Linked DNA regions of Homo sapiens: region 1 is linked to region 2. Evidence: chromatin loops called from intact Hi-C (ENCODE). Cell type or tissue: gastrocnemius medialis. All regions are shown on one strand. Links, peaks and the distances in the headings refer to the core of each region. The heading gives the core; the rest is flanking DNA.

Region 1 (2,909 bases), core at 235-2,734, 71 kb after region 2:
CAGTTTTTGACAAGGGTTTCTGATGGAAGAAAGGGATTAGCTGTGGGTGACAAGCTGGTAAGTAAAAAAAATTGGAAGTACATTTTCAGGGTTAAATTTTATCTCTCAGGTTAAATGATGGCTTAATGTTTTAATGATGTTCAGCAAGGGTAGATGGGTAAATAGGAAAGGCAAAGCTGCTTCTTTATAGGGAGAGATGTGTCTCGAAGGGGTGTGGCATTTCCTTCAAAAAGGCTGATAAATGGGACTCTTGATATAGGCTAAGTAACCCCCTTTCATTCTGTGTAGGAGGATCTATGAGAGCTGATTATTTTCCAGTTAACAAAGGGTAGGAAGTTGTTCTTAAATCAGAGTCTGATTTGTCTAGTTATGTCTATCTATTTATATCTACCTATGTCTAGCTGTATATTTATATATGTTACACCATGCTTGCGATTTATTGAGGTCTAGTCGTAAAATGACTAAGATTGAATCTGAGAAAAGATCCTACCACATCATGAATGTGTACTTCCCTTGATATCCTCTGTCCTTGGTTAAAGGTGCAGATGTGAATGCAATATTCCCAATGTACTTTTCCTTGCGGACCTCCCCACTTCATCCTTGCCTTCATCCTTTAAATGCCATAGAACGTGCTTCAGAATGACTCACTCCTGAAGAGGAACAGAGCCATTTTATTCTCCAAAGTGCACAGTCTTTCATCAAATATTGTTTCAGCTGACACGACAGCTCCCGCAACAATCCAGACCAGGAACAGTTTCTGAGCCTCTTTGGGTCTCTATTACCACATCTGCGAACTGAGGGAAATAATAGTACTTACCTCGGGGGAGCGGATGAGCAGTAAATAAGTGGACACTTGTAAAGAATCTAGAAGAGTGGGTGGCATATAGCAAGTGCTCAAAAATTGTTTATTCAATAAAGGCAAAGGTTGGCAGCCACCTAGGAAGTAATGAGCTATGTAGCCATTTAGACATAAAATAGGTTAAACATCATATGCCTTTGACCAACATTAGCCAGCTTGGAGGAGGAATGAAAAGTTCATATCCAATTAATGCTGCAGATTTCCCAGCCCCCGCCAGTTCTAGAAAGTTGAGAACCCACAACTTGCAAAGACATCCTGGCTGATCTCCAGTTGAGATGACACTTCCAGAGAGGAGAAGGCTGTCAGGTCTTCGTTTAAGCCAAGTCAGATCAGCACATATTTGCCCGCTGTCTGGAGGAGTGGAAAACTCCACACTGTCACTTCGAGCACTCCAGGGATCACATCTGTCAGGATGGAATTGCTCATCCCACACTCTGTGGACAAGGACTTGGCGTCCAAGTCTGACATGTGACCAACACTCCATTTGGGATAGTGGTCACAGCAAACCCTTCTGAAAGGGAATTTGGTAAGTTTTCCGACAAGTCAGTGTGCAGCTGGGGTTGGGCTTTGGCACGTCCTCTCATGAATTGAACTGTGGCTTTCCATGCTCTCCAGGGTCTGGGATTTGGCTCCAGCTGAGGAACATACACATACCTCAGAGGCCCGACTCTGTTGCTCTCTTCAGCTTTGCATATTATGGAATTTTACTAATCTGGGTCTGAGGGATGGGGCGATTATCCCAATGCTGGGTTTGTTTTCATTCCTTCCACCATGAACACATTTATTTATCGATTTATTTAACAGTCATTTAATAACAGCCTACTGTGTGGCAGTCACGAAACTAGGGCCAGTCACTCAGCTAGATGTAAAGAGAATCAGATTCCTTTAAAACATATACACTAATGGGAGAGAGCTGCTTAAAATCAATCGCAAAGATTTTTTTCTTTGTCTTATCTGTGTGTGCCCAGTGCCTTTCGTTGTGCCAGCACATGGTGAGGAGGGCTGTCCCTTAAATCTTGGCTCCTGGAGAACAATGGGGTAAGTAAGCTGGGTACAAACGGCTGTGAGGATCAAATATATTGTATCTGTGTAGTGCAAATACCTAGCTGAGTCCAGTATTTTAAACTTTATAAATGTAGTTTCATATTCACTATATCACTTAGTTTACACAAATAACCCATTAACTTTAAAAGGTATTTTTTAACATTTTATGTTTAGCTGAAACTCAGAAGAGTTAACCTACCTCCCTACCATCACACAGCTAGTTGGGTGTCATGCCCAACACAGAGGTCTCTGGATTGAAAGTTCCTTTCAATATTCATGATGTTGCCTACATTTATGCCAAAAGGGCTATTTTTATTTCCCTAAGAGGTGTCAAAACTTAATGGTTCAGAGGATATAATCTATTCTCACTTGGTCAAAATACTTGGTTTTGGTCATTCTTTTTTCATCCTGCGAACATTTACTAAGTACCTACCATGTGCCGTGTGCTACCTTAATTAAATATTCTGTTTCAGATTTACTACATGTACCATGCAGGGTTGTTTGGTTTTCTGAAGCTTGGAAAAGGATAAATTATACTCTACCTTGAAAATATGTTGATCAAACTATTGTTTGGCTGATTTAGAAGGAACTGGAGGCTCTGGCAGTACCCAGGTTCTTCAAGATGAACATCCTTCTCACCATTCATTACAAAAGATAGATGGTATTGGGCTGAATCTGCACTGGCCATATTTTGCAACCTGGAAAATCCTTTGAAAAAGCAAATCCTTGATATGGGCCAGTACTAAGTTATAAAAGTGTGACTTTGACAAATTTATTAACCTCTTTTCACCTCAGATTTAACATCTCTTATAACATGGGGGAGTCTGGAGAAGACGTCAAGTTTTAAGGGTCTTTCTGTTTCCAAGCCTTTGCTGTATTTCATCTTTATACCCTAAAGGATGGCTCTTATAATGCTGTAGCTTCCAGAACTTTCCTCCTTCTCAGAGTGCTTCTACCTCCTAGGGTCTCAGGCTTCCTGTTTGCTTTTCACTCCCACAGATTCCTG
Region 2 (2,909 bases), core at 300-2,799:
TGTGTATTTGAAATAAGATCAAGATCAGTAACAGTAACAGAAACTATGTGTGAAATTTGGCATATGGCGGTTCCTCTGAAGGATTAGCTAACTGGGTTTCCCGCACTTACTATTTTTTAAAGCATTTTTCCAAACCAGGAAGTTAGCAAAAGAAAAATGTCCCCCAATTCCCTCCGCCTACCCCACGTTCTGAAGCACATATATTTATGCCACCTTCTGGCCTCTAATAATATTATTTATTGTCAAAATTTTGGATCCTTTTGAAAGGAAGGTGGGGCGTATTTCCACAGTGTCTTCGCAGGCAAAAGAAAGTGGTAGATTGAGTATGAAGGCAGACAAATCAGGCTACTACCATTGGAGTATTTTCCATTCTTTCAATTTGTATTGTTCCTTCATCTTGGAGTTTGCAGTCAAGGTAACGATGATGCAATTATCTGCTTTCCTGGAGTTTTAGGTACCTACTAGGGGATGAATGTATTTCAATGGGAGGAGGGTGTAGAATGATGCCTATAATAATACGAATTATTAGGAGCTGTTAATTATCTGAATGTTATCCGGGCATTAGTAATGCCTCTCCAGTATATCTACCTTTTATGGATGAGACTGTACATTTAATAGGAAAAGTACCAGTGGGAATTGACAATTAGCAGCCACGCTTGAGCTAGATGCAGCGTGGCATGTTTTATCCAGCTTAGATAGTTGTCGACCAAACAGGCCAAAGTTTTCTTCAGTAGAAAATGCCCTGCCAAATGGTTTCTGGATCCTTCGCGGACAAACAGCAAAGGAGCTGAAAGCGACCTCTTTCAACCATGCCAGAAACTGTCCATGGCGCTTCTAGATTCACAAAATCTGTTTTAGACACAGATGTCTTTAACCAAGATTGGAAACCCACTGGCCGTCCCATCCCAAAGTAAAAAGTGCCACGTCCTCCCATCCTCCGCCTTCCTTGGGATGTCAGCCCCGTTCTAATTCCTTTTTAGTTTCTCCTCAGCCCTCGGCAGGGCTGGCAGGGGGCTACCTGCGATTTCCCAACGTGGACGTGGACAATCGGATTTGTCTCTACCCAAGCTGGCAGCGGATGGGGACGAGTTCTGTTCCCGAGAGAGTCTCAGAAGTAGGCACGGAATCATCTCACCGATTTTAATTTCTGTCCCTGGGCTGGGGAGAGGGGAGGATTGGGGCGCGGGAGGCTCTGTTCTCCTCCTCCCCTCTTTTCCCCACCTCCCAAAATTGGCAGCCAGTCTGTGGCTCTCGGTCTGGGGTCTGGAGGGTGGGGAATGTGGGTGTGGGGGCCGGCTGGAGAAGCTCTCGCTAGCGCTGCCTGTGGCCAGACCCGCCTCTTGTCCCCTTTCGGGCGCACACACACGTCCACCCAGACACTCCGCGCGCTCCCTCGCGCTTTTGCTTGCCCGCCCGCCGCCGCCTGCTTTTTCCCTCCTGCTTTCGCCGGTCGCCTTCTCCTTCTTTTTTTTTTTTTTTTTTTTTTTTTTTTTTTTTTTTTTTTTTTGGTACCATAGAGTTGCTCTGAAAACAGAAGATAGAGGGAGTCTCGGAGCTCGCCATCTCCAGCGATCTCTACATTGGGAAAAAACATGGAGTCAGCTCCGGCAGCCCCCGACCCCGCCGCCAGCGAGCCAGGCAGCAGCGGCGCGGACGCGGCCGCCGGCTCCAGGGAGACCCCGCTGAACCAGGAATCCGCCCGCAAGAGCGAGCCGCCTGCCCCGGTGCGCAGACAGAGCTATTCCAGCACCAGCAGAGGTAGGAGGCTGGAGAGGGGCTGGGGAGGGGGCGGCGGGAGCCCGGGCGCGGAGCGGGGGGCGGCCGGGAGCGGGCGCCCGGGGCGCGGGGTCCGGCGGCCGCGCGCGAGCCTGCGGCGGCGCCCCGAGCCCGGAGGACCCCCCTCCCCTCCCCCCTCCGCCCCCCAGAAATGTTGCAAACTTTTGCAGCCCGTTCTCGGCTTGCGGGAGCAGAGTGGGGCGGGGGAGGCGGCGGGAAGGTTGACAGCCGGCGGGCTCACCCCCCTGGCTTTGATTTTTCTGCAAACACTGGAGGAAAGCTGCGTTGCCTCAATTAAATACGCTCCCCCAAAATACGGAGATGCGGGGAGTGGGGGCCCGGGAAAGAAACTTTTAAAGCGGCAGTGTCCTTTTAAGAAGGGGCAAAAAAATCTGTTTATGGCCACCCTCCTTCCGCTTTACCTTTTCTCCTCTTGACAGTTTCGGCCCTGGCTGCCCGAGTCGGGGGTGTGTTTTCGGTCCCTCTCAGATCTGGGCGGGGGGCGGGAGGAGTGAGCGACCTGGGAAGTCCCGGGGGTGGAGAGGGGGCGCTCCGGGGTCTGGGGGCGACGTGGACACCTTCTTTGGAGCACGGCGGTGCGTTTGGGATTTGAAGGAAGGGCCGAAGGAAGCGGGGTGCGGGCGGGCGAGCTGTTCGCCAAGTTGTCTGGCGGGCGCGGCGAGGGGAGATGCGCAAGTTTGCAGACCGGGGGTTCGGAGCCCGGCGCCCAGGCTGGCGGGGGGCGTGTGCGCGCCAACGCGCAGAGGGCGGCGGTCCTGTGGGGCGCTCCACGCGCATCCGGAGGGAGCGTCTACAAAAGCAAGCACCGAAACTTATTTCTGCTCTGGGAATCCTTCCCTCTCGGAGGTTCCAAGCATTTCTGCAGGAACCTGGGGATGGTCAGTGCAAGTTGTATGCTGGTTGGATAGTGCAAGCAATGTTTTCTCCTCCCCTGGCGATTTTTACTCTTCATTTTGGTGTTTGGTCTGTGTCTGCGTGTGTTGGGGGGGATGGGGGGGACTCAGTTGCTCCCTCCTTTCCTAAAGTGAGCTGTTGAGGAAAGCTCACTCTTTCTTGAAGGTATTGGAACCTGATGTGTGTTTTTCTCGAGAGTGGGGGATTATTTATTTGAA

The links. Hi-C counts contacts between places; a loop is a spot of excess contacts. Peaks named below come from ENCODE experiments on the same cell type or tissue, not always from the same donor. Only the 100,000 strongest peaks of a DNase experiment are listed, where the experiment ranks them.
Region 1: a loop joins it to region 2, with 2.0 times the contacts of the local background. A loop is called at or near these places in 4 of 110 quality-filtered maps.

Annotation. Positions count from the first base shown.
Region 1 is chr15:61,156,546-61,159,454 of GRCh38, reverse strand. The region is part of intron 1 of RORA (RAR related orphan receptor A); the gene reads left to right. Among named protein-coding and RNA genes, the nearest start is that of RORA, 71 kb to the left of the region's middle. In gastrocnemius medialis, for the core only: no CTCF peak of the experiment used is centred there; a DNase peak (open chromatin) is centred at 1,324; H3K4me3 peaks cover 1,233 bases; H3K27ac peaks cover 2,500 bases.
Region 2 is chr15:61,227,902-61,230,810 of GRCh38, reverse strand. It overlaps RORA (RAR related orphan receptor A), which reads left to right and starts at 1,509. Exons shown (of 11, transcript NM_134261.3): 1 at 1,509-1,758. The coding sequence starts at 1,593. In gastrocnemius medialis, for the core only: a CTCF peak has its summit at 1,330; DNase peaks (open chromatin) are centred at 1,325, 1,580 and 2,417; H3K4me3 peaks cover 1,978 bases; H3K27ac peaks cover 2,100 bases.